Regions from separate parts of the Homo sapiens genome. Here all the other regions are linked to region 1. A link is a contact called in ENCODE Hi-C or POLR2A ChIA-PET data. All regions are on one chromosome and are shown on one strand. The core of a region is the stretch at or near the end of the contact, and the rest is flanking DNA. Distances in the headings are between cores, read along the strand shown. Region 1 holds the start of ERGIC3 (ERGIC and golgi 3). Region 2 overlaps DLGAP4 (DLG associated protein 4). Region 3 holds the start of AAR2 (AAR2 splicing factor). Region 4 has its middle 16 kb from the start of EPB41L1.

Region 1 (7,505 bases), core at 277-2,776:
ATCCCAGCTTTGAGGACAGTTTGCTGTGGTGGGAAACTGAGTTAACGAAGGGAATTGGGAAGCCACCAAGATAAAGGAAAGGAAGGTAAAAGTGGGTACCCACTCTGTACCAGGCATTTTACACATATGACTTCATTTGATCTTACAATTCCATGTGGTTGGTACTACTGTTTTATTACCACTTTCTAGCTGAAGCTCACAGACTGCAGGAGACAAAGCTAGATGTGAACCCAGGCAATCTGACTTGAGAACCTAAATTCTCATTAAACCACCTGCATTCCAAAGGGGAAGAGCATTAAGGGCTGAATTAAGCCAATGGGCTGGGAAAGCAAACACTCAAAGAAGCCTGGGTCCATCTAGACAGTTCTACCAAGGCAAGAGCACATAAGACCTATCTTCAAACCTCTGGTATTCAAACTACCATCTGCAGGTATTGAGGACCTCTGAGAATAATAGCCAGGTAGATTACCTGACTCGATATGTATAGAGGATTTTAGCTCACTCTGACTCTTACTAGCTGGGGGACCCTAGGCAAGTCACTTGACTTCTCTAGCTCTTAGTTGTTTAATGTATCACTATGCCTGCCACAGTTCACTTGCTAGCAGATAGGCTTGGGTACATCCAGCTTTGGGATCTGAGACCCGGCCCCCTCCCCTGGTTACCATGCCGCTCAGCCTCTGAGCTCACGGGGATGCCATCTTTATCTAGTCGTTGCTTGAACAGGTTGTGTTCCACATCCAGCTGCTGTTCTCCGGCCACATCCATGGCATCAATACTCAGATCTGGAAGCAGGAAAATCAGGCTAAGGTACTGGGACCCTAGGGACAAGGGGATGTGGGTTTTGGAGGGGAAGGGGATACTGGGCCTGTCTTGGGGCAGAACGGGATGAGGAGAAGGAGGTTGTCCTGGGGTCCAGTCCAGAACCTAAGGGTGGAGGTGTGAATCTGGCAGCCCACATGAGAACCCTGGGTCTCTCCAGTCCCACCCATGGTGAGGTACTCACAGGCACAAGGCATGTGCGGAAAAAGTACATCGATGTTGATCTTCAGTTTATCTCCCCGCGACTTGTCCACGTAGAGCTCAGGATGCACCTGGGGCAGCGCTACCTCAGTAAGACTTAGCCCCAAACCTCTCCTTCCCCACTCCCACCCCTAAAGGTCCTACTCCTAGAATGCCAAGCCCCGCCCACGCACTAAGCCCCGCCCCTTACCTCCGTGGTGAGGTAATACTGCAGCTCGGACAGGAACAGTAGCAGCATGAGAAGGCCACTGACAATGGTCACTGCAGGACAAGGGGCGAGGGTCAGAATGGCCTCGAATCCGCTCCCTCAGACACCGGCAGGCCAGTCAGAGTCCAGGAGCCCGGGCTAAGCTCTAGGACGCCCCCCTCCACGCGACCCCGGCCCCGCTGCGGCCTACCGGTGGCGCCCCCGCAGGTCTTGACCCGGAAGTCCTCCAAAGTCTTGGGGTAGGCATCGAACTGCTTCAGCTTCCCCAGCGCCTCCATGGGGACCGGCCGGAAAGGGGACGCCAGCCGGCCCGCCCCTACAGACTCCCTCTTCCGGCCTGGAGCCACGCCCCCCTCTTTTTCCTCACGCAGGCGCAGCAAACCGCACGCTTGGCCCCACCTTTAGCCGCGTTCTCTTACAGGCGGCCCCGCCCAACGATGCTGCCACGCCCCCTTGCGCGGGCAATTGGGTCTGGAAGCTACTGCCCCGGCCTCCGCTGTCCGGGGCGGGATTTTGAGGACTGGGGTGCGAGGAGTTCTCTGCGGGGTTAGAAACGCTAATAGCACCGTTCGTGTGCCTTGTGCTCGGAACTGCACCAGGTGTTTAAGACTCTTGGAACATCTTGGAATATCCTGGAACAGTGGTTTTTCGAGTGTACCGGACCGGCCGCATCATTATCAACTGATTACCTATTAGAAATGCAAATAATTGATTCCCACCTACTGAAGCCGAAACGCTAGGAATGGCATCGGATGATTCTGATGTAAAGTAAGGGTGTCCGCCCTGAAAGCAGGTGTGACTTATCTCCGTTTTCCAAAGAGCAAACTGTGACCTGGAGAAGTTAAATAACTTGCCCAAGATCACAGCCAATTAATAGCAGGACCTGCTTCCAGCCCAGTTCTTCTGGACCTCAAAGTACTCTGGGAATCAGGGTCTTTTGGGTTGATTTTACCTAAACAGCGTCCCAGTGCTTCTCCTGAGCGCTGCTTTCTGAATATTACCCTAAATTGCTCTCCAGGCCCTGGGATCCTCACGGACACGCTCTATCCCTCCAGGTTTAGACTCAAGTGATATGGAGCTTAAGCTCTCCCTGACACTTCCCATTGCAGCCCAGTGTCTCTAGAGGGACAGCTCCCACAGTAATGCAGCTGCAATGAGTAAGATATAAAAGCTCATAGGCTTTCATACAGGAATTCCACTTTAGGAAGTAAAAGCACCATGTCAAGGTTAATAGAAAAATTTTGAAAAAGAAAAAATATGTAAGCAGCTATCCAAGGTTAACAGAAAAAAATTTTAATATAAGGATAAAAGTACCATGATCTGGGTGGTTGTTACACCTTAAGATATTGAATCTGTCTCTTAAAGATTTTAAGTGCACCACATCATAAAGATGTATGCATGAGATTGTTCAATGGCAAAAATCTGGAACCAGCCAGAATGCCCACTGATACATTAAATAAATTGAATAAATCACGATACACCCATTCTATGGAATATTAGGCCACTTTTCAAAAGAATGAGGTAGATTTACTCCTTTAGGTATACTAAGAATGTATTTTTAAGGGGGAAAAGATGCAAAGTAATGTGCATTCCATCATTCCATTTTTTAATTAAAAATTGGGCTGGGCACAATGGCTCACACCTGTAATCACAGCACTTTGGGAGACCGAGGAGGATCACATGAGGCCAGGAGTCTAAGACCAGCCTGGGCAACACAGCAAGACCCCACTCTACAAAAACTTTAAAAACTACATCTGTAACCCTAGCACTTCAGGAGGCCGAGCCAGGAAGCATCACTTGAGTTCAGGAGTTTGAGACCAGCCTGGTCAACATGGTGAAACCCCATCTCTACTAAAAATACAAAAATTAGCCAGGCGTGGTAGTGTGCTCCTGTAAACCCAGCTACTTGTGAGTCCGAGGCAGGAGAATCGCTTGAACCTGGGAGGCGGAGGTTGCAGTGAGCCGAGATCATGCCATTGCATTCCAGCCTGGGCGACAGAGTGAGATTCTGTCTCCAAAAATAAAAATAAAAATAAAAAAATTAGCCAGGTGTGGTGGCATGCGTCTATAGTCTCAGCTACCTGGGAGGCTGGGGTTGAGCCCAGGAGAGTTTGAAACTGCAGTTGTTACCAGGTTACCTGCAGTTGTTACCAGCATAGAGTTGTCCAGGTTCTTGGCGTGTTGAACAAAACACATAAAGTAACAGAAGGGCAACGAAAGACAAACAGCAACAGAAGAACGGAATAACAAAAGCATAGATTTATTGAAGACGATTCATAGCGGCAGCTGGTTAGAGCAAGCTGCTCAAGAGCCTCCTCAATCAGGGTTTGTATTAAGCTAAAGGGACCTGGCAACACCCCTAGGTGCCCTTTAGAAGCCTCCAGTTGGCTACACCTATGAAGGATTGGCCTGCGACCAAATCAGAGGCTGAAGTGGAGACTTGGCCCACAGCCAATCAGAGGCTGAAGTGGAGATTTGGCCCCACGGTCAATCGGAGGCGGAAGTGGAAACTTCTGTCTCGTTATCATAGGATTGAAGATGTGGCCTGTATGCTGCCTAGAACTGGCTGCACCCCTTCATTTGCTTATGTCTTAACCCCCGGTTACCCTGATTCCCTGTTCTCCTGCCTCATAGTGAGCTGTGATTACACCACTGCACTACAGCCTGGGCGACAGAGCGAGTCTCTCTCTCTCTCTTTGTGTGTGTGCATATATATATATATAATATATATAAACTGTTATATATATTATATATATAAACTTATATATATTATATATATAAACTGTTATATATTTTATATATATAAACTGTTATATATATTATATATATAAACTGTTATATATATTATATATATAAACTGTTATATATATTATATATATAAACTGTTATATATATTATATATAAACATATATATAAACTTATATATATTATATATAAACTTATATATATTATATATATAAACTGTTATATATAAACTTATATATATTATATATAAACTGTTATATATAAACTGTTATATATAATATATAAACTTATATATTATATATATAAACTGTTATATATATTATATATATAAACTGTTATATATATTATATATATAAACTGTTATATATATATATATAAACTGTTATATATATTATATATATAAACTGTTATATATATATATAAACTGTTATATATATTATATATGTAGTTATATATAAATTGTTATATATGTAAAACATAGGCCGGGCGCTGTGGCTCACGCCTGTAATCCCAGCACTTTGGGAGGCCGAGGCGGGCGGATCACGAGGTCAGGAGATCAAGACCATCCTGGCTAACATGGTGAAACCCTGTCTCTACTAAAAATACAAAAAATTAGCCGGGCGTAGTAGCGGGCGCCTGTAGTCCCAGCTACTCGGGAGGCTGAGGCAGGAGAATGGCGTGAACCTGGGAGGTGGAGCTTGCAGTGAGCCGAGATTGCCCCACTGCACTCCAGCCTGGGCGACAGAGCCACACTCCGTCTCAAAAAAAAAACAAAAAAAAAAACCTAAATAAAAAAAAAATCTATCTATATATAAAAATCTTAATCTTATATGGGGGAATATGTATTTGTATAATCATGAGAAAAGATTTGGAAGGACTCATGCTACAACTTTGGGGACAACTGGAGGAGGACTTTTCACGGAAGCCAAAGTTTTTGGGTCTCCCTCAGCTAACAGGGTGGCAGAGGACACCTGGGATCTCCCTCTATTATCTGGGCTTCAGATTCCTGAGAGCACCAAGAATTCTATCAGAAATAGGTAATAAGGAATCTGCTGATGGAATTAAGTCTAAAGCTCTGCTACCCTAAGTGGGATCCTTGAACCAGAAACATTGGCCTTATCTGGGAACCTGTTAGAAATGCAGAATCCCAGTCCCCACCCCAAACCTGCAGAATCAGAATCTGCATTCTAACAAGACTCTCCAGATAATTAGCATGCACATTAAAGTGTGAGAAGTACTTTCCTGAAAGGTTCCTTGTTTTATTGCCCACATAGGACCAAAACCAGCAGCACAGGAAAAAAAAAATCTGAGTGCCTCAAATATTGCACTAAGCCCAGGCGCGGTGGCCCATGCCTGTAATCTCAGCACTTTGGGAGGCCAAGGCAGGTGGATCACTTGAGGTCAGGAGTTTCAGACCAACCTGGCCAACATAGCAAAATCCCATCTCTACCAAAAAATACAAAAACTTAGCTGGGTGTGGTGGCGGGTGCCTCTAATCCCAGCTATTCGGGAGGCTGAGGTGGGAGAATCGCTTGAACCCAGGGGTGGGGGGCAGAGGTTGCAGTGACCCGAGACCATGCCACTGCATTCCAGCCTGGGTGACAGAGTGAGACCCTGTATCAAAAATACTTTAAAAAAAAGGCCAGGGGTGGTGGCTCACGCCTGTAATCCCAACACTAGGGGAGGCCGAGGAGGCCAGATTACCTGAGGTCAAGAGTTCAAGACCAGCCTGGCCAACATGGTGAAACCCCATCTCTACTAAAAATACAAAAAATTAGCCGGGCGTGGTGGCGCATGCCTGTAATCCTAGCTACTTGGGAGGCTAAGACAGGAGAATCGCTTGAACCCAGGAGGTGGAGGTTGCAGTGAGCCAAGATCATGCCATTGCACTCCAGCCTGGAGGACAAGAGTGAAACTTTGTCTGAAAATTAAATAAAATAAATAAAATAAAATAAAAATTATTAAAAAATAAAAATTAAAAATTGCACTAAATTCAGATTTTAAAATGTAATATCCATGTATGCAAGCAACACTCAAATATACACACACACACACTGTGTCCCTGCCCTGTGTTGAGTCCTGGGAAGAGAGAGTTGAATTAGAACAGTTCTTGCCTTCAAGAATGTTACAGTCCTGGCTGGGCACGGTAGCTCACGCCTGTAATCCCAGCACTTTGGGAGGCCGAGGAGGGTGGATCACCAGGTCAGAAGTTTGAGACCAGCCAGGCCAGAAGACCAGCCTGGCCAATATGGTGAAACCCCGTCTCTACTAAAAATACAAAAATTAGCTGGGCATGGTGGTGGGCGCCTGTAATCCCAGCTACTCAGGAGGCTGAGGCAGGAGAATTGCTCGAACCCGGGAGGCAGAGGTTGCAGTGAGCCGAAGATTGTGCCATTGCACTCCAGCCTGGGCAACAGAGCGAGACTCCGAATCAAAAAAAAAAAAAGAAAGAAAGAAAGTTACAGTCCTAATTATGGATATTAATATATCCCTTAATAAAATAATAAAAATAAAAATAATAGCTAATAATAATAATTTTTTAAAATAGCTAGCATTGGCCGGGTGCAGTGGCTCACACCTGTAATTCCAGCACTTTGGGTGTCAGAAGTGGGAGGATCACAAGGTCAGGAGTTTGAGACCAGCCTGACCAGCATAGTGAAACCTTGTCTATACTAAAAATACAAAAAATTAGCCAGGCATGGTGGCGTGCACTTGTAGTCCCAGCTACTTGGGAGGCTGAGGCAGGAGAATGGCTTGAACCCGGCAGGCAGAGGTTGCAGTGAGCCAAGATCGCATCACTGCACTCCAGCCTGGGTGACAGAGGGAGACTCCATCTCAAAAAAAAAAAATACCTAGCATTTGTCAAGCCACTACTATGTGGCAAATATGGTGGTAAACTCTTTTTTTTTTTTTGAGACAGATTCTCATTCTGTTACCCAGGCTGGAGTGCAGTTGTGCAATCTCAGTTCACTGCAACCTCCACCTCCCAGTTCAAGCGATTCTCATGCCTCAGCCTCCCGAGTAGTGGGATTACAGGCGTCCACCACCACACCTGGCTAATTTTTTATATTTTTGGTAGAAATGGGGTTTCACCATGTTGGCCAGGTTGGTCTCGAACTCTGACCTCAAATGATCTGCCCGCTTTGGCCTCCCAAAGTGCTGGGATTACAGCCATGAGCCACCGCACCTGCCCTGTTGTAAACTCTTTTATCTTCACCTATATCATGTCAGTTCATCTTCACAACAACCTTAGGCCGGGCACAGTGGTACACACCTATAGTTCCAGCTACTTGGGAGACTGAGGCAGGAGAGGGAGGATCACTTAAGCCCAGGAGTTTGAGACCAGCCTGGGCAATATAGCAAGACCCTGTCTCTAAAAACAAAACAACAACAAAAACAACAACCTTAGATGCTAACTGCTATTATTATCCCTGATTAAAAGCTTTGAGTGGCTAATAAGCTAATATCTAAACTCCAGTCTGTTTTATTTCAAAGTGCATAGCTCAAATCATTCAATGACTTAAGATCAAAA
Region 2 (7,505 bases), core at 3,138-5,637, 920 kb before region 1:
GACCTCAGGTGATCCGCCCGCCTCAGCCTCTCAAAGTGCTGGGATTACATGCGTGAGCCACCATGCCCAGCCTCTTTTGTTACTTTTGAAGTTCGGTTTGCAGAGACTTATGCCTTGGCTTGCTTTATACCAAGATGCTCCAGGATAAGGGCTCACGGGCTGCAACAGTCTAGACCTAAGCCACAGGCCCAAACTACAGGGACCTGAAGTGGAGAGGGCCCAGGATGCAGGTTAGGAGCCTGGGGTGGATCCTGGCTAGATCTCGGTGTGCTGCTGCTGCAGACTCTGGGAGGTCAGAAACTAAGTCTTTAAGGCAGCTCTGTCTGTCAGTGTTTCCCCAGGGCCAGCTCACTGCCAGGCACAGAGCAGCACTTAATAAATATTTATTGAATAAGTAGCTCAGCCACAGTGAGCTTGGTCAAGCCTCTTTCTACCAGTGAACCTCAGTTTCCTCTTCTGAAAAACAAGGATGATAAGAATAGTAATACTTTCCAAAGTTGGATAAAGATCTACTGAGATAATGTGTATGAAAGTGCTCTGCAAATCAAAACAAACTAAACAAATATTAAAGATCCAGAACCAACGTGCTGAAACAAAACAAAAAGAATGAATATACGGGAGAATGAGCAAATTTACGAGAAAGCAACTGGCTCCAGATGGTCATCAAATGAATTACTACAATGGAAAGGGACAGCATAGGTCACTCTAGTCCACTGTTCCAAAGTCCAAATAGCATTTCTCAGGCCACCTCTGTTCCAAAGGAGCAAAAAATCTCTCAAAACCTTTGTCCAGATTTTGGTATGACGAACACGGTTACAGTTACAATTGTACCCTGCATACCACTGGGCTCAGAGTATCTGCCAAAGCAAACTGGCATACAGATGCTGGGTGTTTGCTGGAGGCAAGGGACCAGCAGGGTGAGGGGCACCTGGAGGCTGTGCCTGCCATGTGGTTGCTCTGCCTCATGACCAAGTTTGTGTTCAGAGGAGTGTGGGCTGCACACAGAGAGAATGATTGGCTGGGAGGCCTCGGCCAAGCCATCAATTTCCTGGCTGTACACTGGGACCAACCACTGCTGCCTCCCATGGTAGCCACTGTGTAAGCACTAGTCCCCTTCCCTTTCCCTCTGCCCACTGGGGATTCCTGGCTGCAGCCTGAGAAATGAGTCCTAGCCTCCGTCACTTGGCTCTCCTGTGCAAGGCACCTTGGAGACAAGTCCCTTCCCGCCTTTGTGGGTGACTGATTGCGTTGGCTGGGCCCCTCTCTGGTGGGGGCTGGCTGAGAATTCCAACAGACCCAGTGGTGGACATGCCTACTATCAGACTGGACATATACACAGCACAACTCCGGAACCTTCTCACAGTCCAGTGTGTAAAACTGCTTGTGTGAGGGTCCCTAGCTCCTCTGACTCTTCCACCTTTAAGGAATTCTAAACTGGCACCCTGACCTTCAGGATCCTTAGAAAGCAAGATTTGTGGGCTTTTAGGATAAATGTGCTTGCTCCTAATTAAAGGGAAAGAAGGCTCAGCCCCTTGGGACCCTAAAAGCAGGAGTTCCCTTTCCAAGAAGCAGAGCTGAGCTGTGGGAAGAGACACGGTTTGGAGACAGTTGGCCTTGGGCCTGAGCTACCTTTTCCTTATCTGCAAAACAGGGATGGGAAGTCCATCTGCCTCTGGCTTATTGTACAGATTTCATGAGCGCCCTTGTGGAGCCCCTGGCGCAGAGCCAGGCAAACAGCAGGTGTACAAGAAATGTGCTCAGACTGCTACTTCCTGCCCCAAACCAGCAACACCCAACATTTTCCCTTCTGGCCCATCAGAGCGCTGGCCAAGCTTTCCTAAGGGAGCACAGCATCCTCTGCTACCCCAATTGGCTCTTCCCACTCCCATGGGCCCCACCCAAACCTCACCCTCTTGTGTCATCTGGATGCCTGCAAAGCCTCCTCCCTGTTGTGATTTTTATTCATTCCAATTTACCCAGCCTGATTCATCCTCTGGAAAGTCTTCCAGTTGTGCTACCTCTGCTCTAAAACCTTCCATGCCTCCCCAGTGCCTCTGCTTTTCAGCTGTTTAACACTGCCTACAACCTCCTGGCTCCACCCAGATTTTCCAGCCAGAGCCCTGATGCCTCAGCAAAACTAGCATACTGCTGTTTCCCTAAATGCACACTTATCATCCAGCCATGCCCTCTGCACCCACCTCCCTGGAATGTCGGCACCACCCTCTGCCTCTGCAAATCCAGCTCCCCTCAAAGGGCTCTTGTTTCCTCTGGCTCATGCTCACTTCTTCCTTCTCAGACAATGCTTTTCCTCAGCAGACGCTTAATTACAGAGTGTCACACAGTCTCTCATAATTGTAGGCTTGTCTTCTTGTCAGACCATAAGTTCCTCAGGGCAGAGACGCCTTGTCTGTCTATTAATCCCCATCCTCTCAGAGCCTGGCCCAGGGCTAGGAAGGCAGGGCCGAGAGAAGGGGGGGGGAGAGAGAGAGAGAGAGAGAGAGAGAGAGAGAGAGAGAGAGAGAGAGGAGAGAGAGAGAGAGAGAGACAGAGACAGAGAGAGAGAGAGAGGAGAGAGACAGAGAGAGAGAGAGAGAGACAGAGAGAGAGAGAGAGAGAGCAAGAGCGAGAGACTCGCTTTGACCACTTGGGACCACTTCTCTTGCTCCTATCCCATGAGGAAACTGTTCACTGGCCAAACCAGACCTCAGGGCTCCAGGCCAGTGATGTACAGAGACGAGGGAGCCCGGGGGAGGGAGGCAGAGATGTGGCTCTAGTCTTGCTCTGGGATCCTAGGCATCCCTACCCGTCCCTGGGCCTGCCTCCATGCTGTGGAACAGCCATGTTTTAGCTCTAGAATGTGGCTTGTATTTCTCTTTAAGGTAGCCTTGGTTTCTAAGAATGGGTGGGTCTGTCTGTTAACACAGCTGATTCCAGCACAGGTTGAGTGAGGAAAGGCAGCCACAGTCAGGTCTGGGAAATCTGGGAACCCGAGAGAGATTTACACCACACACCTCATCAACCTCATTACATTCCTGTAAGGACTAGACTTCATTCCTGCTCAGGTGTTCAATTCCACAGCCTGCACCCTGGCCCAGTCTGACTTGACAGTGCCTGCTGCCAGGACCAAGTAGGGGAAAGGTGACTTGCTTCTGAAAACCACCAATCCCCACACAAAACAAAGCTGATGATGGTGATGACTGCCATTTATTGAGGGGCTGTTACTACACGAGTTCTCATTTCCATCCCAATCTGATAGGGAGGAAAACGGAGGTACAGAAAGCTGACTAATCCAAGGTCACACAGCAACAAGCTAGGCTGTCATGCAAACCAGGGTCCTCTCAGTTCAGCTTTTCCCAGGTTGCAGCCGACAGGCTCTCAGCACCAGCATCCTCTAGAGAGCTGGTTTAAAAACCTAGGGGCATGTGATTCCTGCCCCAAGACCTGCCAAATGAGAGTGTCTAGGGATGGAGCTTTATAAAGACAAGAAACCCAAATTTTATATATGAGAAAACTGAGGCACAGAAAGGTGGCGTGACCTGCCAAGGTCATGCCGTAAGCATCCTCAGGAGTCCTGCTGGGACTCCAGAGCCAGCAAGGACAAACTTCCTGGGGGAGGTGGCATTTGACAGTGTGGGCCTCTAGGGGAAGAGAGGGCACTATAGGGGAAGAGGACAGCATTAATAAAGGCTGAAGCGGGAAAGGACAGGCAACAACTTCTCAAAGTGGCTAGGGGAAGGAAGAAATACATACAGAACCACGATGACAGCCTTCCCGCAAGAGCCCATCTGAGCTTCTGGGAAGAAAGCCTGTGTGGCATTTACAATCTGCAGGTCTCCAGCAGTGGCCCTCTGGGTGTGTCTGGTTGCTGCTCAGGATGAGAAAGCCACGGGAGGTGGTGACTCAGTCCCCACCCAGCCTCCAGATAGCCTCCTTTTAAATTCAAGATGAGCTCAGAGACTGGGGAAATGTCAAGAAAACCCTCCTCCCAGAACAGATGGGAACAGACCCAGGGAAGGCGGCCTGAGGGGTAGGCTATCAGGCAGAAGCCATAAACCTGGAGAAACGCTGCGGGCTGTGGAGAAGAGGCCTGGGCTACAAGTTTGCCTGTCACTGCTGTGGCTGTGGGCCCCTGAGCAGGTCCTTGTCTCTCTCTGGGCCCCCTATTTTTCATTCACCTGTGAAACAGGGAGAACTCCACTGGCTTCCGACTTCCAGGCCTGTTGGTGGAGAACAATGGTCGGGAAAGAGCCTGGCTGATTACACAATGCCTCACACAGCCTGGGAGAGATGAGAAGATCACTCCTATTACTATTAGAATAGCCACAGGTGCTTTCCTAGTTATCTAAACCCCAACCACAGGGCATGCGGGGGTGGGGGGGATGGGGGGGGAACTGGGCTGTCTAGTTCCTACAAAGAGAAAAGTCACCCAGATGTTTTTGGGAAGGGAAAGTTCACATTTATTAAGTGCCTACTGTGCACCAGATTTAAAAAAAAATACATAATCTCATTTAATCCTCATCATAATCCTGTAGTACAGATCTTGAGTCCAGATAAGAAAACTGAAGCTCAAAGAAATAATTTGCCCAAGATTACAAACGCAGTGAATGATGGAGACTGATTAAAACCAGGCGTTTGTGGTTCTGAAACCCAGAGTTTCTACTCTCTGGAACAGTTTCTTCTTTTTTTTTTTTTGAGACAGAGTTTTGCTTTTGTCACCCATGCTGGAGTGCAATGGTGCAATCTCAGCTCACTGCAACCTCCGCTTCCCAGGTTCAAATGATTCTCCTGCGTCAGCCTCCCAAGTAGCTGGGATTACAGGCGTGTGCCACCACACCCAGCTAATTTTTGTATTTTCAGTAGAGACGGGGTTTCACCATGTTGGCCAGGCTGATGTCGAACCCCTGACCTCCAGTGATCTGCCCGCCTCGGCCTCCCAAAGTGTTGGGATTACAGGCGTGAGCCAGCGCGCCCGGTCGACAGGGTCTCATTTTGTTACCCAGGCTGGAGTGCAGTGGCATGATCTCAGCTCACTGCAGTCTCGACCTCCTGACCTTCTGGATTCAAGCTGTCCTCCTGCCTCAGCCTCCTCCAAGTAGCTGGGAATACAAGCGCATGCCACCACACCCAGCTAATTTTTGTATTTTTTGGAGCAACAGGGTTTTGTCTTGTTGCCCAAGCTGGTCTTGAACTCCTGAGCTCAAGCGACCTGCCTGCCTTGGCCTCCCAAAGTGCTAGGATTACAGGAGTGAGCCGCTGCTCACACAATTCTTGAGGGATTCCATGATTTCAGAATCAGTCTTAGGATAAGGAATGTTATTCCCATTTTATGGATTAGGAAGCTGAAGCCCAAAGGAAAGTGACATCCCTAAAAGTGGGTGAGATGTGGGAACTGGGATCCTGCACCCCTCACTTCCAGGCCAGGCACCAAGCCCTTCTTCTTTTCCACTGCAAGTAGCTGAAGTAAAGCACCAAGCACAGCGTACACAGTAAAAAGGTCAAAGGATGTTAGAGATTGTCATTATACACCAGGGGCAGGTGATAACAGCATGACAGTGACTTCTTCAAAGGCAGTGCCATGGAACAGGACCCAGAAGTCCTGGCTCAAACCTCTGTGGGTCCCTGGCCCTTCTGGGCCTCATCTCTTCATCTGTAAGACAAGGCGCTTGAACAGCTGATCTCATTCCCTGCACCAAAGTTCTAGGACATCCTAAGCTCCTTGACAGCAAACCCCAGCTCTCTGCAGAACCTCTCTCGGCTGAGGTCTTTGTTCCCCTACTCTACAGGGGAAGCAGGAAAAGCAGCCAAGGCTCACAACTACAAAGTGACTTTATTCCAAGTGCCACTGTCCAAGCAGGGCCCACCCTTAAACAACAATGGGATGGAACATGGAAAATCCAACTGTCCCCCTGCACAGACATCCCGATGGGCACGCCCATCTATCTTTACAAACGGACTAACAAAGAACAAGCAGGATTGGGGCCTGAATTAAGAAACAGCCGTCTCCCTGCTCTATTGGAAGGGCAGGTGCATTCTCGAATAACCAGGTAGTGGGGAGGAGGTTAAAGAGCCCTGGACTGTAATGTCCTAGTCCTGGATCCCTGTCCCAGCTCTGGCAGGAGCCAGCCAGCTGTTTACCCTTGGGCAAGCTCCTCTCCCTCGATGGGGCTGTTTAAAGACAGGCTGACAGTTCACAAAGCGTGTCTACAGATGTTTCATTTGATCATCATGACAACAGTGTGAGGCCAGCACAATTATCCACTTTTTACAGATAGGGAAACTGACAGAGAGGACAAGGGTCTCGCTCAAGGTTACAACACCTTGAAGCTGGCAGAACCAAGGCCCCAGAGGTTAGACTACCAAAGTCAATCCTCAGGGTGGTCAGATTAAGAAGTCCTCTCCCTGCTCATCCTGAATCGAATCTCAGCAAGATCCAGGCAGCACAGACCTTTGTTCACTTGCCCACTCTGGTGTTCTGCAAAGTTCTGGCCATGAACCCCACAGCCTAGCTGCCTAGGAGGCTGACCCCACCCCCACCCCCCTGCAAAATTTCATTACTCAAGCTGGCAAGAACGCAGCCCCCACACCCAGCCGGGGCTAAATAAACGTCCAAATGATATCACATCCTGCCGGCTCCAAAATAGCCCGGCCTGCCCACAAGCGATCACAAAGTGCCAGGCCATGCGGGGCCAAGTGGGCAGGGATGCCCAGCCCGTGGTGCCCTCCACACACTCAAGCAACTAAAGCAGAAGCCTCAGAGCAGGAAGGCCCCCCACTCCCTCCTCCGCCAGACAGCCTGGCCCCTCCCTCCTTTCCCCCTTTGTGGGAGGCCTCAGAGCCCCCTTGCCCTAGCGCCAGCCCTTGCCCCAGCGCCAACCCCATGGAGCCTCGGCCGCGGCCAGCCTGCGGGCCAACTCCGGCCCGACCCGGACACCCCACCACTCACATTGCTTCAAGAGCTCCAGACACAAAGCCATGAGGGCCGGATGGGGGTCAGAGACCCAGAGACCCGGCAAAGACAGAAAAAGGGAGAGGGAGACAAGGAGCAGAGAGAAGGGGAGACAGGGGGCTAGGGCTGAAAAAGCAAGGGGGGGCCAAGGGCCCCAGGCAAAGAAGCAGGCTCAAAGGGGGGCCTTCAGCGCAAGAGGCACAGAGTGGCGAGACCACCGAGACAGATGTGGGGGCACAGAGGGGCAGGGAGAGCAAAGCAGGGGACCCCGATCCCGAGAAGTGGGGGTGCTCGGAGACCTGAGAGAGAACAAGGAGAGACAGCGACAGGGGACAAACCAGGGGAAAGCAGAGAGGAGCTCCTGAAGTCAGGGAGCTGAGGACATATTGGGGGGTCCCAAGGAGAAAGACCCCAACTTGGGACCTAGGAGCTCCCAGTGGATATGGGGAACACCCAGAAGAGGGAAAGCCCAGGGGCAATGGGGGTTCAGAGGAGGCGAGACCCCAGCGACTTGGGGTGCAGAACCCCCAAAGGATGTGCAAGAAACTCACGGGGAGCC
Region 3 (7,505 bases), core at 3,478-5,977, 690 kb before region 1:
TACCAAACTGTTTAAATGGTTATTTCTAAGTAGTGAGATTTGAAGTAAATTTTGTTTTTCTTTTATGATTATTATCTATCATTTTTGTAATAAAAGGGAAGGTAACAATAAAAACTGTAATGATTAAAAAAAAAATCACTGTCCTGTTCTAAGCCAGTTGAGAGACCAACATCTTGAGGGTCAGGAGCAAACTGAGCAGGCAGGTGAGAGGCTACAACGAACACAGGTCTGGCCCAGAAACCAAGAGTCCTGGGTTCTCGTCTCAGTTCAGCCACTCAGTGGGCCAAATCTTTTCCTTCTGTAGGACTGGGCTCTATCAGTGGTTCCCAAACAGAAGATTATCTGCACCAGGTTCACCTAGGATGTTTGTTTATTAGACAGATAGAAACTGCGGAAGCCCCACTCCAGATCTCTCAAATCGAAATCTCCAGGGCTAAGGGTAAAGACACACCTGTATCTTCAGCCTCCTAGCCAGGTTTAGTTGCTGCTGGACTAACACAAGATGTACTCCCTATTCCAAAACACCTCTGCTAATATCCTCCCCTTGGCCCACTCCCAAAGAGCCTTGTTCCTTCTCACCAAGCACATCCTGGGGGCTGCTGGGGAACTGCTTGTTGAGCACAGTCTCCAGGGCATAGCTCAGGTCCATGCTGTGCTTGGTTATCTCAGCTGGCGTGGCACCCTCTGGGAACATCTGCGTGGGCAGCTCTGAGAAGCGGATCTCTGTCCCGGCTCTGGGCTTCATCTCTGGTAGCCGGGCCAGGCCCTCTTGGTAGCTTTTGCACTCAATGCCACAGCGGGGTAGATTCTGCCCCACGCGGTCCTTGGTGTGCTTCATGGAGAGCACAGGTAGCACATCGGAAAAGGCACAGATCTGTCGATTCTCGGGCTGTAGCTTCTCCACTGTGGCTTCGCTGATGAAGTTGGTGAGTGAGATCCACTTCTTCAGGGTGGCATATGGGTAAGGCCCCAGGAACTGGTCCAGCTCCTGGAGGTTGGCCCTCATGGCCTCCACCTCAGACTCTGGGGCTGGGGACAGGTCTACCTCTTCCCTGAGTGTGCTCCAGCGCAGCACTGTCAGCCCCCGCTGGTGCAGGCTAAGGAAGAAACCCATACGAGGGCCTACTTCCTTCGGATTAGCCTTGTCCACAGAGCTGTAGTGGAGGAAGTGGATGCCTGGAGGGATCATCTTCACGCCCCGGAACTTGGGCCCGACCTCCCAGGAGTTATAGTCAATCCCAAACTCTGTTCCCTTGGGCATGTTCAGGATGACCACAGTGGCCCCTTCAAAGAAGAGGCGCTTGGCTAGCTCAGGATCCATCTGCACGGCAGCCATGGGGCCAGTGGTGGGTGACCAAAAGAACCCTTTTTCTTTGATGAACAGCTGAGAAAGAAAGAAACCAGAGTTAATCAGAACGTGGGGGAAAGATGCTTCATTTGCTAAGCATTCTGTATGTGCCAGATATTGAGTTAGACCCCTGACATAATTATTTCCCTTAATCCTCATGACAACCCTGCATTGAGTTTACAGATGAGAAAAACGAGGATTAAAGGAAAGGATTTTTGTGTTTTGGCTTAACATGCAAGGACACTCACTTCACAGCTATAAGATACCAGTGAAAGAAAAGTGACATGCTCATGGTCATACCAGGACCCAAATTAGAATCTGGATACCCTGCCTGCAGGCCAGTGTTCTGTCCACCGTCCATTCTTAATATCTTCTCAGATCTCTTTCTCACAACAGAGGGTGAGGGTGGAAAATGCCTGGACAGGTCACTCTAAACTATATGCCTACATCATTTAAAACTACAATTCTGCCAAAAAACTATCCCAAAAGATTTGGAAAGATTAAATCAAGTACATATCCAGTTTCCCATAAGCCTCAGGGAAGGCCCAGAAATGGACAGACGGTAGCAAGTGGAGGCTCAGCATCTAAAGTTTGTTCAGGGTCTAGAGAGCTTTCCTACCACAAATCTCCCCTCTTCTTTCACTCATAAAAAACCTAAACTCCAGGGAGTGAAACAACTTCCCAAAGAGCCCACAATCAGTGGTGGCTCTGGACCATTCATCCAGAATGAATTCAGGTGGTAAAGCTAGCCTAGGAAGAGAAAGCTGGCCAGAAGAGAAAGAGCTTAGTACACTTATTTTACCTACTTCTGAATATCCCAGACATTGCCTCTGGGATATCGGCAAGAATGGTACCAACATGAACAAATGTAAACAAACCATTATGCAACCTTCTAGTCCTAAGATACCTACCTGACTAATTTAACAAATACTCACTGAGTGCCTGCATTGTGCCAGGATCTTTGCCAGGCCCCCAAAAAACATCACAGATTAAGACAGTCACTGCCCTCTAGGCAATTCCAATCTAGCCAAGACGTCAAAATTTCACACACAGAAAAACGAGCTGCCTGTTTAATTGTTTACTTTTTTTTTTTTTTTTTTTGAGACAGGGTCTCGCTCTGTCACCCCAGCTGGAGTGCAGTGGCGTGATCTCGGCTCACTACATCGTCCACCTCCCGGGTTCAAGCAATTCTTGTGCCTCAGCCTCCCAAGCAGCTGAGACTACCGGTGTGTGCCACCACACCTGGCTAAGTTTTGTATTTTTAGTACAGAGAGGGTCTCACCATGTGGCCTAGGCTAGTCTGGAACTCCTGACCTCAGTGATCTGCCCGCCTCGGCCTCCCAAAGTGCTGAGATAACAGGTGTGAGCCACCATGCCTGGCCCTGTTTACCCTTTTTACTTTAAATAAAGCAGTGCAGAAAGGAAGACCAATCCTTTTCCAAAAATAAGAGCACATTTTATCATTGTTACCTCAAAACCACCACAAATGACTCTTACCCTGAATCAGCACTTTGTGTTTCACCAAACTGCAAGTCACAATCCATTAGTGGATTAGGAAATCAATGTGAAGGTCTCAACCAGCATTATTTTTTAAACGAAAATAACAGAATTTTTGAAATATCACAATACATCATGAGTAGTAAAGCTAAGTACTGTTTTCTGGAGCTTTGTGTGTTTGTGTGTATACTTGGTTGTGCCATAAAATGTATTCGTTACTGTAGGTCACAGTCATAAAAGTTTGAAAGACTCTGCTCTAAATAATTCGTATCAACAGGCCGGGCGTGGTGGCTCACGCCTGTAATCACAGCACTTTGGGAGGCCGAGGCGGATGGATAATGAGGTCAGGAGTTTGAGACCAGCCTGGCCAATACTGTGAAACCCCATCTCTACTAAAAATACAAAAAAAATTAGCCGCGCATGGTGGTGTGCGCCAGTAGTCCCAGCTACTTGAGAAGCTGAGGCAGAAGAATTGCTTGAACCTGGGAGGCAGAGGTTGCAGTGAGCTGAGATCACACCACTGCACTCCAGCCTGGGGGTCTGAGCGAATTCCGTCTCAAAATAATAATAATAATAATAATAATAATAATAATAATAATAATAATAATACGTATCATCTTCCTATTTGTAATCCTGAATTCAGAAAGTATTTAATATTTGCTGAATGAACAGATATTCCATTTACAATAACAGCTCATCAATTAGCCATTTTCCCTTGTGACATCTGTGTGCTCCTCCTTGATAATGACGTTTCTTTCATGCTAATTCCACCAGTCTGTAATTCTATTCACTATATCTCCAGCAGCTGGCACAGGGCCTAGCACAGAGGAGATGCTAGGAAAACGTTTATTAAATATGCATAGAACTCTGCAGTCTACCAGCCCCTGTCACTGACAGCTCTGTGAGTTCCTCACAGTCCTGGAACACCTAAAGTCACATCCATCCACTTCTCTCCACCACCTCCCTAATCCAAGCTACCATCGTCCCTCACTCAGAGTGCTTGCTCCTCAACCCATTCTCCATTCAACAGCAGTAACCTTTTCAAAATGCCAATCTAATCACAACACCACCCATGTCAGCTTCTGAGTGGTTTCCCATATGGTTCTTGAAAAACCAGAATTCTTCCTATTACCTACAAAGCCTGCACGGTCTGACTCCTGGCAACCCCTTTAGCTTGTGTCACACAATGGTCCCCCACAAGCTCTCTGTTCCAGCCACAACGGCCTCTTTCAGAACCTGAAATTGGAGGCTGTCTCCATATAGAAAACTCTTCCCTCCCCACTTTGTCAAATCCTTTTTTCTGATCTCAGCTCAATATTCACCTCCTCAGTAAAGGTTCCTTGCCCTGGGGCTAGGTCAGGTCTCCTGTGATATAATCTGGGGTGCCTTGTACCTTTCCGTCTCAATGATCACAACTGCAGTTTTGGATGTTTGATTGAAGGCTGTCATCGCCACGAGACTTGAGTCCTGCTGTATCCCTAGCACAGATTCAACGCTTAGTAAACATTTATTTAATACAAGTATGATATCCATTTTGTAAACGAGAAACAAAGCCTCAGTTCGGGGAAAGACCTTACTGGAAGTCACGCAGAGAGTAGGGCAGAGCCAGGTCGAGTGCAATCAGGGTCTCCGGCCCCCAGGCTCTAAAGTTAAGAAAACCGCGACGTAACTCTGGCGACGGCTTCTCAGGAAGGGCCTCCAGAGACACCAGCGTCCCACAAACAGAGAACCAGCCGCCCCGGCGAGGTGGGCCTAGTTCAAGGCACTCCGTGACTCTGAGCCGAGAAGAGGGGCGGCCCAGCCACACATACACAAGGAATCAGGAAAGGAAAAAGAGGCCAGGAGGCCACACTCACCGCCTCGCCCCACGTTCCGGTACAGCGGAAACGCACCGGAAGTTCTCCAGCTTTGGCGTCTGACTGGAGCGACGGGGGAAGCGGTCCGGCAGAGCCCTGGGTCGCGGGAAGAATGGCCCGTGCCTGCAGGTTCCGCCGGATGCAAGGTTGCCTTTTGTTATTCTTAGTTTCTCGTTTTAGCTTCTGAATTGTGAACAACTTTCATTAACCTATGCATTTTATATCCCCGTCCAGAAACACAGCCACCAGCCATCTTACTTTGGGCTCAAGCAGTCATGGTCACTAAAGCACAGCCAAGGCTTGTACCAGTGGCTACTATTCAGAAGTAGCCAGTCAGGCGCTCGGTCACTGTCTTTGTCAGCCAGTCTCTATCCCGGTCACAGTGTCTCAGCTTCCAGTCACACTCAGCCCTCGGGGAGAGCCTCAGAAACCCAGCCACCAGCCCAGAGAGAACCAGCGTCAGCCTCCGCTGCTGCAGCAGCAGCGGTCGCCACCTCAGTCCCTCTGGCCATTATCACCCCGTGTCCTTCCTGCAGGCCAAGTCCTAACATCTCAGTCAGGCTATCAACGCACTAGGGAAGGAATCTGCCTGTCTTGTTCCTCACTGTTTCCCTGGAACCGAGCACAAAGCCAGGCACAAAAGCTCAGCTGAGTACATATATTATGCATTTAATTAATAATGATGATAATTTGGTATTAATAAATAACTATTTGTGGGTCTAACCCTGCACTATTAATCAGGGTTCCACCAAAGATACAGAGCCAGTAGGAGATCTATATTAAGTGATTTATTGCCAAGAATTGGCTTATGTGATTTTAGGGCAGGCCACTTGGGTATTTCTTTTTTTGAGACGCAATCTCACTCTGTCACCCAGGCTGGAGTGCAATGGCGCTATCTCGGCTCACTGCAACCTCCACCTCCTGGGTTCAAGCCATTCTCCTGCCTCAGCCTCCCAAGTAGCTGGGATTACAGGCGCCCACCACCGTGCCTGGCTAATTTTTGTATTTTTAGTAGAGACGGGGTTTCATCTTGTTGGCCAGGCTGGTTTCGAACTCCTGACCTCAGGTGATCTGCCCACCTTGGCCTCTCAAAGTGCTGGGATTACAGGCATGAGCCACCGTGCCCGGCCCACTTGGGTATTTATAATCCTTGCACTAACCCTTGTAAGGTATGTGTATTCCCAATTTGCAGAAGAGAAAACTGAGGTTCAAAGAGATGTTACACAGCCAGAGAATGGCAGAGCTAGAATGCAAACCAAGGGCTGTCTGTTCTTATCTCTTGTGCTGCTGCTCCTTAGCTTGTCTGTCACATTTCCTCAGTGACAGCTGGACACGCCAATCTGTCTCGGTCAAAATTTATCTCTTAGTGGGTTGCAGACTAGACCGGGCCCTGCAGTCATGGTTAATCACAATGAGCTGCTGCAGGATTAACCAGAGACAGCCTCCATCAGTCACAGTCATGCTTACCAATCTCAGCCTGTCCTGTCAAGTTTCATCTCCTGCATGAAGAAGCTCAGCTCCCTCTCCACCCCTCCCCACTCCCAGTCTTAAGTGCTGAGCTCTATGGTCTGGTCTCAAAGCTCCCTGTTTCAGTTGGGCTCACCGTCTTTTCAGAGACTCCAGGACACTGAACACTGGTTGTAGAAGCTGTAAATGGTGGCCTAGGAGTCCCACCTTGTGGGTCACATGTCCATTTAGATCAGAATTTCTCAACCTTGGCACTATTGACATTTGGGGCCAGATAAGTATTTGTTGTATGTGGCTGTCCTGTGCATTGTAGGATGTTTAGCAGCAACCCTGGCGTCTACCCACTAGAGCTAGTAGCACCCCTCAGTTGTGACAACCATTGCTAAATGTCCCCGGGGCGGGGGTTGGGGGTAAAGGAGGAGGGGTCATTTCCCCACTCTCAATGCAGTTGAAAAACACTAATCTGGGTGAACTTACCTTTGATTATTCGACAAAAGCCGAGTCAGGATGGTCCTTTATGGGAGACAGAAATATGGATCAGGGTGTATGGGGTCCTGAGGAATCATATGAAGACCCATTGTTTGTAAACCAAGTCCTATTCCAGAACCCTAGGGATAACAGATTGCTAAAGGAGACCTATAGGGAAAATTCAGAGAAGGATTCATAATGTTCCTCGCAGCAATTGCCTCTGACAAGAGACAGAAATCTGGAGAAGGCTGAAGAATCACTTTTCACTGCATAGTCTTTGTATCATTTAATGAATTACCTTTCCAAAGAAAATAAGTATTTAGTATTTGAAAGTATACGGAAATGCTCAGGATATATATACGTGTATATAGATATATATGTACATATATATACATATATGTACATATATATATTTTAAAGTATTTACAAAAGTATGTACAAGATGACCAACTCTGGAAAAATACATACACATGGAAAAGACTCGCTGGTGAGATTTGCAGCAATAAAGGTGGGCTGAGGTGAGTTGCTTGGTGGAATAAAAGGAAAGTGTGGTGTGTGCACCTCAGGTGGTCCAAGGGATGAGTTTAGGTTTTAAGTGCATTGTGGTTGTTAATTTTAATATTTTTGCATTTATTTTATGAAGACCTCCTTTCTTGGCAAATAACATAAGCTTTTCATTTGTGGAAGTAATATAGTTTCCTTTTTAAATGCATTTGCTTTTAACGTGAGTCAATTTATTTAGTTAGTTATTTTATTTTATTATTTTTTTGAGACGGAGTCTCTCTCTGTCACCCAGGCTGGAGTGCAGTAGCACGATCTCGGCTCACTGCAACCTCCGCCTCCTGGGTTCAAGCGATTCTCCCGCCTCA
Region 4 (7,505 bases), core at 2,165-4,664, 600 kb before region 1:
ATACAGGTAAAAAAGCAGAGACAAAATGGTACGTAACAAATGATCCAATTTCTACAAAATACGTTTTTTGTTCTTTTTTCTTTTCTTTTTTTTTTTTTTTGAGATGGAGTTTTTGCTCTATTGCCCAGGCTGAAGTGCAGTGGCATGATCTCGGCTCACTGCAACCTCCGCCTCCTGGGTTCAAGCAATTCTCCCACCTCAGCCTCCCGAGTAATTGGGATTACAGGTGCCCCGCCACCACGCCTGGTTAATTTTTGTATTTTTAGAAGAGACAGGGTTTCACCATGTTGGCCAGGCTGGTCTCGAACTCCTGACCTCAAGTGATCTGTCCACGTCAGCCTCCCAAAGTGCTGGGATTATAGGCGTGAGCCACCGTGCCTGGCCCCAATTTCTATAAAATATGTATGTATGTGTACATGCCTAGAAAAAAGCAAACAGGAAATATTTTAAAACATGTTACCAGACGTTGTTTTATGATAGTGGAATTATTTCTTTTGTGTACATTTGGGTCTTGTTTTGTTGCTTACTTTCTGGTATATATGTGTAAACATATTTATATAAGAAAGGTCTGTTACCTTCACCTCTCTCAAAGCTTCTGGCCTGAACCATTGAAGGTCCCTCCTAGAATCTCACTAGAGCCCCCACCTTTCAGCAACCACAGCCCCCCTTGGGCTGCCTCTCTGGCTTTGAACTTTGCTGCCCTCTTCAGTTGTTCCCTGGAGTTTCACTAATGGGGCCCATCTAGCCAATTCCCACAGTCTCCTGACACAGGCCCTCACAGCGGAAGTACCCTCCAGGGCTCCCTATTCATGCATAGAAACCTAACAGAGTCCCATTCCCTCATCTGACAGTAAAAGAAAAAAAAAATAATAAAGATGACAGTCGTAGTGAACCTTCACATTTCTACTTTGTCTTCCTTTTTACAGAGCACTTTATTATACATGTTTCACTTAGCCCTCCCATTGGTGAGAAAACTGAGGGCCAGCAAGTACAGCAGCACAACACTTGCCAAAGGTCATAGAGTGAATCAGGATTCACATGCAGGTCTGATATTGACAGATAAGGAGGTAAATGGAAGAAATGAACACGTAATCCTGAGCCCACAGTCTATGAAAGGGGCCATATTCTACAAAGACCCTCCTCCTGCCCCCAGCGCCTTCTCCCAGCTGCTGTCCCTTGCCCAGAATCCCACAAAACCCCATCTGGGGCCACATGCCCTACATCTACTCATCAGCCCATCATTCCCTCCCAGCTTTGGAAACAGGCTCTTGCTGCCTCCTCGGAAATCTTAGCAACGAGACATCCTGCAGCACCACCCTCTCCACCTGTGGGCTCTTCCATCTTGGGCCTGTCTCATTAGGGGAGGGGGTGGCTAGTCGGGCTCTCTCATGGGGGTGGGGGCTGTGACACCCACACACGGCAGGGGCAGGGGAAGAGAGGAGATGAAATCAGCCTGGATGGCCCTCACTCTGGGCCTCCTCTTGCACTATTCATTTCTTGGGCTTCTGATTATCTGCTGACTGGGACAAAAAAAGAAGCCAAATCCTAGGGCATGAATTCTAGTCCATTCCAATTTTATTTTTGCATTTCTGAAATACACGGATTCTTCCAACCAGAATATTAATATTCAAAATAGCAATAATAAAAGTATTAGCAACAAAACAGCTACTTTATTCAGTGCTTACAACCACCCTTGAGAAGTCATATCCCCACTTTACAGATGAGAAAACTGAGACTCAGCTTGCCTGAAGATACCTAGCTAATAAATGGAAAAACAATTGTGTCTGACATCCAAGTGTATACTTTGACTACCATGTCTCTTAGAAAGCACTTAATCCTGGTTGGGTGCGGTGGCTCATGCCTGTAATCCCAGCACTTTGGGAGGCCAAGGTGGTTGGATCACTTGAGGCCAGGAGTTCAAGACCAGCACGGCCAACATGGCGAAACCTCATCCCTACTAAAAAAAAAAAAAAAAAAACATACAAAAAGTAGCCAGGTGTGGTGGCGCGCACCTGTAGTCCCTGCTACTCAGGAGGCTGAGGCACAAGAATCACTTGAATCTGGGAAGCAGAGGTTGCAGTGAGCAGAGATTGCGCTTCTGCACTCCAGCCTGGGTGACAGAGCGAGACTCTGTCTCAAAAACAAACAAACAAACAACAACAACAAAAAAAAACCACCTAGGCCGGGCACGGTGGCTCATGCCTGCAATCCCAGCACTTTGGGAGGCCAAGGTGGGCGGATCACCTGAGGTCGGGAGTTCGAGACCAGCTGACCAACATGGAGAAACTCCATCTCTACTAAAAATACAAAATTAGCCAGGCATGGTGGCACATGCCTGTAATCTCAGCTACTCAGGAGGTTGAGGCAAGAGAATCGCTTGAACCCAGGAGGCAGAGGTTGCGGTGAGCCCAGATCGTACCATTGCACTCCAGCCTGGGCAACAAGAGTGAAACTCCGTCTTAAAAAAAATAAATAAATAATAATAAGAAGAAAGCACTTAATCCTATCCCTTTACTGCACAGATGGGGAAACTGAGACCCAGAGAGGGGAAGGGCTTTGTAATCAGTCAGCATCTATTTATTTACTGAGCAACAACTAGGTCTGAAGCGCTGAGCTAGTGCTGTGAATGAGGAAAAATTTAAACTTCTGTGTTATTGGATAGACAAGCTGTGACTCTATGTATTAATCATTGCTAAACCTAGGCAATGGGTTCACAGAAGTGCATTACACTATACTCTTTATTTTTATGTATGTTTGAAATTTTGCATAACAAAAAAATTTTTTTTAAAGGATGACAGAAAGATAACTGACTATCATGCAAACCGTAAGTCTGGCTTGAACTTATAAAACTCGAAACAAATTTAGGAATATTTTTGCTCTGATAGTTTTGAAAATCAGAAAAAGGCAATTGTACTGGAATCTACTTCATAGCCTTTCTTTTCCCACCTTTCTGTAAAATTTTCTGCCTCTGTTGTTGCTAGGAAATCAGTGAGCCAAGAGAATCCTCGTTGGCCTAGCCGGGCCGTCTCCCTTCCCACACTGCCTCTCTGGGGGTACAGCGTCCCTGTACCCAGGAAGCTGGCCCTCTTGGGCCGGCTTTCTGTGGATCCACAAGGCAATCACCACAAGAGGCTGAATAAGAGCCTGTCAGTCACTGGGAGACAGGCAGCTATAAATCCAGAGGACCATGATTAGAAAGCAAATTACAGGCCTCCCGCTCTAAGTTTCCAACTCACAAAACTTCTTGGCAGTCAAAGGGCCTTTACTTAAGTTGTTCAAAGTTTCCAGAGAGAGTGAACACACACAAGGCAAGAGAGAAAAAAAAAATGGGACACAACAGAGGCAGAAAATTCTATAGACAGGTGGAGAGAGAGGCCACTGGGAGGCAGCATGTCACAATAGTTAAAAGCAAGGCTTTGGCGGCAGGTCAAAGCTCCAGTGCATGTTCCAAAGCTTCCTAGCTGTGAGACTTTGAGCAAATAACTTAACCTCTCTGAGTCTTTATTTTCTCAGCTACAAACTGGGGATAATTCTTCCTACTACTCAGAGTGGACGCAGGGATTGAGTGAGGCAATATATGTCAAATCATTAACCCAGTTCCTGGCACATATTAAGCATGCAATAAATAGTGGCTTTAAAAAATGTGCTGGCTGGATGTGGTGGCTCATGCCTGTGATCCCAGCACTTTGGGAGGCTGAGGCGGGCAGATCACCTGAGGCTGGGAGTCGAGACCAGCCTGGCCAACATGGTGAAACCCTGTCTCTACTAAAAATGCAAAAATTAGCGGGCGGGGTGGAGAAGCTGTAATCCCAGCTACTCGGGAGGCTGAGGCAGGAGAACTGCTTGAACCTGGGAGGCAGAGGCTGCAGTGAGCCTGAGATCGTGCCACTGCACTCCAGCCTGGCTGACAGAGCGAGACTCTTGTCTCAAAAAAAAAAAAAAAAAAAGTGCTAACCATACAACCCAGCAATTCCACTTCTGAGGCTATATCCAAAATAATTGAAAGCAAGGTGTCAAAGAGATCTCTGTACAGCCAAGGCCATAGCAGCATTATTCACATAGCCAAGAGGTGGAAGCAACAAGTGTCCATCGACAGATGAGTGGATAAACAAAATGTTGTACATATATACAATGGAATATTATTCAGCTTTAGAAAGGAAGGGAATTCTGATACATATGACAACATGGGTGAACTTGAGGACATTATACTAAGTAACAAAAGCCAGTCACAAAAAGACAAACACTGTATGATTCCACTTATCTGAGGTATCTAGTCCAATTTGCAGTTACAGAAAGGAGAATGGCAGCTGCCACAGGTTGGGGGAGGAGGAAATGGGAGTTATTGTTTAATGGATATAGTTTCACTTTTTTCATATTAAAAAATTTGGCTGGGCATGGTGGCTCATGCCTGCAATCCCAGCACTTTGGGAGGCCGAGGCGGGCAGATCACCTGAGGTCAGGAGTTTGTGACCAGCCTGGCCAAGATGGAGAAAACTCATCTTTACTAAAAATACAAAATCAGACGGGCACGGTGGTGCATGCCTGTAATCCCAGCTACTCAGGAGGCTGAGGCAGAAGAATCGCTTGAACCCAGGAGGCGGAGATTGCCGTGAGCCAAGATCGCGCCATTGCACTCCAGCCTGGGCAACAAAAGCGGAACTCAGTCTCAAAACATAAAAAAAGTATTCAGGCTGGGTGCGGTGACTCATGCCTATAATCTCAGCACTATGGGAGGCTGAGGCAGGAGGATAACTTGAACCCAGGAGTTTGAGACCAGCCTGGGCAACATAGTGAGACCCAATCTGTATCCAAAAAAAATTTTTTTTAATTAGCTGCCCCAGCGCAGTGGCTCATGCCTATAGTCCCAGCACTTTGGGAGGCTGAGGCATACGGATTACTTGAGGTCAGGAGTTTGAGACCAGCCTGGGCAACATGATGAAACCCTGTCTCTACAAAAAATAAAAAATTAGCCAGGTGTGATAGTGCATATGCCTGTAGTCCCAGCTACTTGGGAGGCTGAGGGGCGAATATCCCTTGAGCCCAGGAGGCAGAGGTTGCAGTGAACCGAGATTGAGCCACTGCACTCTAGCCTGGGCAACAGAGTGAAACCCTGTCTCAAAAAAAAAAAAAAAAGGAAAGGAAAGAAAAGGAAAAAAAGAAAAACTTAGCCAGGCATGGTGGCATGCATGTGTAGTCCCAGCTACTTGGGAGGATGAGATGGGAGGACCATTTGAGCCTGGGAGGTTGGGGCTGCAGTGATCGTGCCACTGCACTTCAGTCTAGGCAACAGAACAATACTCTGCCGTGGAAAAGTAAATTTTAAAAAATTAAAAAATTCAGGCTCACACCTGTAATCCCGTTACTTTGGGAGGCCAGGGCAGGAGGATTACTTGAAGCCAAGAGTTCAAGACCAGCCTGGGCAACAAAAGAAGAACCCCATTTTTACAAAAAAAAAAATTAGTCAGGTACCACGGTATGCACCTGTAGCCCCAGCTACTCAGGAGGCTGAGGCAGGTGGACTGCTGAAGTTCAGGAGTTCAAGGATGGAGTGAGCTATGATTGCACCTGTGTACTCAGGCCTAGGCAACAGAGCGAGACACCATCTCTAAAAAAAAAAAAAGAAAGAAAAAAGATTTAAAAGTTCTGAAGATGGTGGTAGTGATGGTGTTACACAATATGAACCTACCCAACACTACTGAAGTGTACACTTACTTAAAAATGGTTAAGATGGACCAGGCATGGTGACTCACACCTATAATCTCAGCACTGTGGGAGGCTGAGGCAGTTGGATCACTTGAGGCCAGGAGTTCCAGATCAGCCTGGGCAACACGGTGAAACCCTGTTTCTCCAAAAAAAAAAAAAAAAAAAAAACTTAGCCGGGCACAGTTGCATGTGCCTGTAGTCCCAGCTACTCAGGAGGCTGAGGCGGGAGGATCGCTTGAGCTTGGGAGGCAGAGGTTGCAGTGAGCCAAGGGCATGCCACTGCACTCCAGCCTGGGCAACAGAGAGAGACCCTCCCTCAAAAAACAAGTGGTCAGGGTGGTAAATTTTAGGTTCTGTATATTTTACCACAATTTTGAAAATTTTTTTGTAAGTTCTAGCAAGAAAACCAAACAAGAAAGTAAAAGGCCATGAGATGATGCCAAAGAAATAGGGGGAACTGAAAAAGTGAGACCACAGTAATAGGAAGGTTAATGATCCAAAGACGAAACACTCACCTCATATGCACGCCCTTCCTAAGCTGTCAAGTATAAAGGGAGGAAATTTTCTGGAGGGATTTATATTTCCAGGGTGTTCAGGACCCTACCTGCTACCCTCAATTCTGCCCCTACCGAGGGGTTGTCCTGATAATCACTGAACAGGCCTGTGGGAGAACCTACCTCACCCCTTCCCCTTTCCAGAATCCTCAAGGAAACAGTAAAGGATCGAAGTCTAGATGTGAAGGAAGTCTATCTTTACAACAACAGGCAGAGACAGCAACTTTCAGGCAGAAGAGCAGCTTGTGCAAAGGCCTAAGCTAAGAGCTATGCGTGGGAGACCTCCAGGGTGGCCAGAGCCTCAGATATGTAGAGGGAAGCAGGAAGGAGGCAGGGGCAAGAGGTGAAAGCCCACAGGCTAGACACTTGCACTTCCCATCATCTCAGTGACCTTTAAATCAATCCCAACTGGCAGGTATTAATATACCCATTTTATGGAGAGAGAAACGGAAATCCAGACAGATAAAGTAACTTGCCCAAGGAAACACAGATGGTGAGCAGAGGGGGGATTCCAAACCCGCTGACTCCTGACCTCATGCTTATTGCTTCGGCCCATGTGGTATCAGTCCCTAAGGCCAAGACCGTGGGCTCTGGAGGCAGAATCCCAAATCCCCCTCTATCCCTCACTGATTGTGTGATCTGAAGGAAAGTACTTAACCTTTTGAGTCTCAGTTTCTTCAACTGTACAATGGGAATGACCATATACATACCTCATATGGTTTTAAGAGAAGTAAACGTAATATTTCAAGGAAAGTGGGTTGCAGGCCGTGATAATAGACAATACAAAGTAGGCTGGGTGCAGTGGCTCACGCCTGTAATCCCAGCACTTTGGGAGGCCGAGGTGGTCGGGTCACTTGAGGCCAGGAGTTTGAGACCATCCTGACCAACATGCAAAACCCTGTCTCTACTAAAAATACAAAAGTTAGCCAGATGTGGTCGCATGCACCTGTAATCCCAGCTACTCGGGAGGCTGAGGCAGGATAATCACTTGAACCCAGGAGGTGGAGGTTGCATGCAGTGGGCCGTGATCAAGCCACTGCACTCTAGCCTGGGCAACAGAGTGGGACCCTGGTTCAAAAAAAAAAAAAAAAAAAAAAAAAGACAGAGAAAACACAAAATAGTGTTCTTATTTATTATGCTTAGGCACCCTCACAGACTCCCACAGACAGACGTGCAGCCATTGCTTCTGCCTACCTGAGACCAATGCAGCCTTTGGAGCAAGGTAGATGACAGACCTGGACCCCTGAG

Evidence for each region. Hi-C counts contacts between places; a loop is a spot of excess contacts on that map. ChIA-PET counts read pairs that join two places held with the same protein, here RNA polymerase II (POLR2A). Pooled maps may share reads with other maps.
Region 2: a map with no recorded cell type shows a loop between it and region 1 (7-fold over the local background). The contact joins the enhancer-like site here to the promoter of ERGIC3 in region 1. A Hi-C loop is called at or near these places in 2 of 37 single-sample maps with no recorded cell type and 6 of 50 pooled maps.
Region 3: a map of CD8-positive, alpha-beta T cell shows a loop between it and region 1 (18-fold over the local background). The contact joins the promoter of AAR2 here to the promoter of ERGIC3 in region 1. A Hi-C loop is called at or near these places in 2 of 168 maps with a recorded cell type or tissue (CD4-positive, alpha-beta T cell and CD8-positive, alpha-beta T cell) and 5 of 50 pooled maps.
Region 4: a loop to region 1 is called in a pooled map, with 2.1 times the contacts of the local background. The contact joins the enhancer-like site here to the promoter of ERGIC3 in region 1. A Hi-C loop is called at or near these places in 1 of 50 pooled maps. POLR2A ChIA-PET finds 5 or more read pairs at or near these places in 3 of 52 experiments (AG04449, H1 and WTC11).

What each region holds. Positions count from the first base shown.
Region 1 is chr20:35,536,099-35,543,603 of GRCh38, reverse strand. It overlaps ERGIC3 (ERGIC and golgi 3), which reads right to left and starts at 1,526. Exons shown (of 13, transcript NM_015966.3): 1 at 1,419-1,526; 2 at 1,211-1,281; 3 at 1,004-1,091; 4 at 663-782. The coding sequence starts at 1,506. RefSeq lists an enhancer at 1,765-1,854.
Region 2 is chr20:36,462,038-36,469,542 of GRCh38, reverse strand. All of the region lies in intron 7 of DLGAP4 (DLG associated protein 4), which reads right to left. Among named protein-coding and RNA genes, the nearest start is that of MYL9, 76 kb to the left of the region's middle. RefSeq lists enhancers at 1,859-1,908, 3,928-4,107, 3,683-4,608, 4,609-5,535, 6,942-7,505 and a silencer at 3,743-4,037. Within about 2 kb of position 4,387, at least 25 of the 41 ENCODE cell types and tissues checked have a DNase peak (open chromatin) inside an H3K27ac peak, as active enhancers do.
Region 3 is chr20:36,233,700-36,241,204 of GRCh38, reverse strand. AAR2 (AAR2 splicing factor) reads right to left here and starts at 4,727. Exons shown (of 4, transcript NM_001271874.2): 1 at 4,702-4,727; 2 at 580-1,384. The coding sequence starts at 1,336. It overlaps LOC105372602 (a long non-coding RNA gene), which reads left to right and starts at 4,739. Exons shown (of 3, transcript XR_936695.2): 1 at 4,739-4,847.
Region 4 is chr20:36,134,705-36,142,209 of GRCh38, reverse strand. It overlaps a transcript of EPB41L1 not described here. Among named protein-coding and RNA genes, the nearest start is that of EPB41L1, 16 kb to the left of the region's middle. RefSeq lists an enhancer at 3,285-3,334. Within about 2 kb of position 3,414, at least 5 of the 41 ENCODE cell types and tissues checked have a DNase peak (open chromatin) inside an H3K27ac peak, as active enhancers do.